Regions from separate parts of the Homo sapiens genome. Here region 2 is linked to region 1. A link is a loop called in an ENCODE intact Hi-C map of the cell type or tissue named here. Cell type or tissue: endothelial cell of umbilical vein. All regions are shown on one strand.

What was found. Peaks named below come from ENCODE experiments on the same cell type or tissue, not always from the same donor. Only the 100,000 strongest peaks of a DNase experiment are listed, where the experiment ranks them.
Region 2: a loop joins it to region 1, with 4 times the contacts of the local background. A loop is called at or near these places in 3 of 110 quality-filtered maps.

Annotation. Positions count from the first base shown.
Region 1 is chr16:77,456,172-77,458,671 of GRCh38, forward strand. No RefSeq gene overlaps it. Among named protein-coding and RNA genes, the nearest start is that of ADAMTS18, 22 kb to the left of the region's middle. In endothelial cell of umbilical vein, no CTCF peak of the experiment used is centred here; a DNase peak (open chromatin) is centred at 1,060; H3K27ac peaks cover 2,020 bases.
Region 2 is chr16:77,573,610-77,576,109 of GRCh38, forward strand. No RefSeq gene overlaps it. Among named protein-coding and RNA genes, the nearest start is that of LINC02131, 16 kb to the right of the region's middle. In endothelial cell of umbilical vein, no CTCF peak of the experiment used is centred here; a DNase peak (open chromatin) is centred at 1,502; H3K27ac peaks cover 2,103 bases.

The sequences.
Region 1 (2,500 bases):
GGGGCAATTTTATAAGTCTCTCCCTCTAGCCAACAAATAACTCTTCCTCCTTGTTAAAAAAAAATAGTAACAGAAGATCATATAATTAGATATATACACATTTTGTGAATTTGAAAGAAAATAGGAATAGCATTGAATCTATACATTGCTTTGGGCAGTATGGCCATTTTCATGATATTGATTCTTCCTATCCATGAGCATGGATTCTTTTTCTGTCTGTTTGTGTCCTCTCTGATTTCCTTGAGCAGTGGTTTCCAGTTCTCTTTGAAGAGGTCCTTCACCTCCCTTGTTAGCTGTATTCCTAGGTATTTGGTTCTCTTTGTTGCAATTGTGAATGGGAGTTCATTCATGATTTGGCTCTCTGCTTGTCTGTTGTTGCTGTATAGTAATGCTTGTGATTTCTGCACATTGATTTTGAATCCTGAGACTTTGCTGAAGTTGCTTATCAGCTTAAGAAGCTTTCAATTTTAGGTATCATTACTATTGTTGTTGTTAAGAAATAAGAAAAACAATGGGAATTTTCAGAAAAGAAAAAAACTAGAATAGCAGAGATTTTGGAAACCGAGTCCAATGGCTTGTGTGCTGACCTCAGTTTTGTTTGTTTTGCCAAATACCACCTGAACTATTTACTTCTATTTATGTAACTTACATTACTTATATTTATGATTCACTTTACAAACTTTAAAATGATTTTATCTAATGTGACTATAAGAACAGTCTAAAGTGTCAAACTATTACAGTTTTTAAAAATTCTGTGTGCCCCCAAGAACGTTCTGGAGCACCAGAAATGGATTGTATTCCCCACATTGGAGACTCTGGTGAGAATGACCATGGGGAATGCAGGAGAAAAGACAAAAGAAAGCAAACAATGGCTAGGAGACGTGGTGGCTCCAGACCTCTCATCTCCAACTTCTTTTTTCAACTTCCCAAGGAATCCCCATAGGGCATGACTCGGTTGCCTGGGAAACTCCAGTCTGTATAACCTGACCACATGTCATCCTGTGACAGATGGGAGAGCCTGTTAGCCACACTGAGGACTTGTCATAGACATGTCACCCTAGGTCTGCACATTTCATGTACAGTGAGCTCTGAATTTAAAATCAAATGGTTACTCATCAGGAAGGAAAGGCGTCACAAAATAAAACATGAAATGTTCTAAATTCAACAGTGGATTTAAGAGCATATAACAACACTGTGGTCTCGTGTACACAGGCAAAAAATGCAGCAGCACCCAAATGTTTAGTTTCGAAAAAATGGAAACATCTAGTCAGTTCTACTCCCGTGTCTTCTCTGTGGTCCAATTAATCAAATCAGAATGAACTCGAAACTGGTAGCCACTTGCCAAGCCTGCAAAAAATGTCTTATTCTGATTATTAAATAAACAACTCCTAAAAAAGGAAGTATTTTGAAGAAAGACAAACATTTTCTTCCCTCTGAATTGCAGTGTATTGAACTCCTCCCACGAGTTGGTGGTAGGAAAAGACTAAACTAGCTAGAAGCTGAGAATGTATCAAATCATTCTTCATTCCAAACATAAGATACCAAAATGTCTAAATTGGCTCTTAAAAATTTAGCAGTGTTATTGCTTTGTCTTCCATTTTAAAGAAAATAATTATGACACATTTTTGGATAGTAAAAGGTTTGATTATATATTTTTTCACAGAGTTTTATAAGATTAGTTTTCTCTTAAATGTGGAAGCTTCAGTGGCCAATATTAATGAATTCAATTTTGATTTCATATATTCTTTTTTAATGATTTTTTAATGTCATCATTCAGAAGGCTAGTTTTCACAACCCCAAGGCAGCCTGGTGTTGAGGTAAGAATCCACTGATTTAGACAGCAAGGTCAGAGTTTCAACCCTGACTGCTACATACAGCCTATAACGGCAGTATGCCACTCACTCTACCTTTATGATCTTTATATTCATCATAAGGAAAGTGGTAACCCTTCACATGATTGTTGGGGCTATAAGTGAAACAGTGAAGTGGGTACTCTTTGTGGTTGGACAGAAGAAAAAAATACATCTGCAAGGATACATATCAAATTCTCAACCACACTGTCCTTTAGGGTATTGAGGATTTGTGAAGGTGCATCTTGAGGAGGGGACTGAGTATATGGGGTGATGAAGGACTCCTATTTTATATTTTACACACTTCCAAACTATTTGAATGATATGTGAAAAGGAACATGCCTCATGTGTAAATATCAAAGATTAACAAGACATATAAGAATAAAAATGGCAAGAAGACAAAAAGAAGGGGTTCATGGTTCTTGATTTGTTTGCTGAACTAAGTGAAACTAAGTGGATTTCCATGCTTGTGTTCCTTCTCTCCTCAGAACCATGGGGGCTCTTCCAGCGCTGTCTCGATTCTAAGGTCAGTTGTGCAGGAGAGTCACAGGAAAGGCAGCACCCCAGAAATCCTGGTCCACTCAAGGTCCAAACTGCCTCATTAAATAGCCTGAAATCCTTGAAGCATTAAAAAAAGAGAGTGAGAGAGA
Region 2 (2,500 bases), 120 kb after region 1:
GAAGCTGGAAGCCATCATTCTCAGCAAACTAACACAGGAACAGAAAACCAAACACCGCATGTTCTCATTCATAAGTGTGAGCTGAACAATGAGAATACGTGGACACGGGGAAGGTAACATCACATACTGGGACCTGTGGGGGGCTGCGGGGCAAGGGGAGGGAGAGCATTAGGACAAATACTTAATGCATGCAGGGCTTAAAACCTAAATGACGGGTTGATAGGTGCAGCAAACCACCATGGCCCATGTATACCTATGCAACAAACACGCATGTTCTGCACAGGTATTCCAGAACTTAAAGTAAAATTTAAAAAAAAGAGAAGGAAAAACTTGTCAGAGACACTGGAACTACTTCCTAAAGGGCATAGAAAATGTCTTATTTCAGCTTAAGGTTTATCCAAATTGAGTCAGTAAATGATTTGTCAACTCAATGTGTTCCATGTGGAGGCAGGGAACTAGTTAAAAAAAGAAAAAGGTACAGTAATGGTACTGGTGTCATAGATTTGAGGGTTAACTAGAATAATGCATTATGTACTTCCAATAAAAAAGAGCTAATACCATGGCCATTATCATCACTATTGTTTCTACCATTTTCTATTAATTTCCCCTTGGATGGCTCACCCTGTCTTTAAACTCAATATGCCAATGCCTCACACCACCATGGTAAACTGCCAGAATCAAGCAGGAATAAAATGCAATCTGGGGTCTTGAAGAGAAACTAGGATAAATGGAGATAGAAATGGAGGGGATCAGGAAGGGTGATGTGGAAATTAGCAAGATTTAGAGCAGGGCCTCTCAAACTCCGCACTATCTGTTTATGGGCTGGACAGTTCTTTGTTATGGGAGCCTACTAGTGTATCGTGGGAAGTTTACCATCCTCCCTGCCTCCACCCACTCAATGCCAGTTACACTCCCCAGTTTTAAGAACCAAAAATGAATCCAGACATGGCCAAATTTCCCCTGGGGGGTCAAAACCATTCCAGTGAAGGACTTTTAATTTAAAGTAATGAAAATGGAGAGTCCTCAGGAGGAAGAGGTAGAAAGTGAAGACTAGAGGATTTAAAAGGCAAGTCCATTTTAATATGTGGAAAAAAACAAAGAGGGCAGGTGTTTTTGTTTTTGGGGTTTTGTTTGTTTGTTTGTTTTTTGGCAGGGGCTGAGGGGGTTGCTTGTCTGTTTGCCCATTTCAAAACCTTAGACCAGCCTAACAAAGAATTCCTGGATTTCCAAGGTGCTCAGGAGATGCAAGATGAAGAAATGAGCTAGTGAGGCTCCTTGACAATAACACAGTTTTCCCCAGATGGAAAGAGTGTCTAAGTCCAGATGACTAATGAAGAGTAAAGATCTTGGCTAATCACCAGAGGACTTTTTTCTCCCTTCAGTGGCCCTGGTTGCTGTGGAGATTTTAGAGTTTTCCACACAGCCCACGCCTGACCTCTCATCTCCCCACGGTGCTCAGACGGCCCAGGGAAATCCTGGAGGGGACCTGCCAAGGGCTGTGGCCGAGGAAGCAGATCTCCCTCCTTATCGGCGGAGTAGGTCAACTTCCCCCCATTCTTTCCAAGAGGAAAACGTACCAGGCAGCCAGGCTCATCAGAGCTGCCTGACAAAGGCCAACTGGTGAAGAGGTGAAGCAGAAATGGCCCAGCGGCCTGAGTATCAGCTACCCCTGACTCAGCTGCAGGGTTTTGCAGGCCAGGGCCAGAGAGGGGCAGGGAACAGCTGCTGGTTGTCCTCTAAGGCAACCTGCCTTTCCCCTACCACACAAGCCGTCATTACCCCCTTCCTTCCTCTCCCCGTCACTCTGAAGTGCCCTCTGTTTTCCCAATGTCACTTTGCTCTGGCAAAGTCAGGCAGGCCACACGAAAGGGGTTTCCTTAAGTTGAATATTAATTCAAATACTCCAAGTGAGCACTTAAAGGAGCTGGTACAGTGAAGTACTGTACGTAACCCCTAGAACGTTCTTTGTCACCCTAACTTTATCATTGTTCCTTTTGCTCTTATTCTGAGGCTTTCATCCACATCATCTCCTGTGTGAAAGATGTTTTCTACTTGCATTTTAAGCCACCCTTGAAGACAGGTAACAGAATGTACACATAGCACAGTATACATTCACTTATTTTTTAAATCCCCAACAACACATAACTTCATGTCAGGTACTGTGTAGGTGCTTGGTGAGGGCTTGTATAAATCGATAAATTGATCAAAAGTATCCGGCAATCAACAACTCCACTTCTTAGTTTTGTCTTGAATCTGAACATTCACTCACTCGCTAGCCCAGTGTCATTTGATCACTCAGTCTCTCATTTAACCACTGTGCAGTTATTTTCAGGGCACCTCCCAGGTGTCAGGCACCACACCAGGTGCTGGAGCCATAATGGTGGAAGAAAGACATTGTCCCCAAACTCATGAATATATGCCTAGCAGTGGGGTACACATTCATAAAGAAAAAAAAAATTTTTTTTTTGGTATTCCCAAGACTTTTCACTAATTCAAAGTG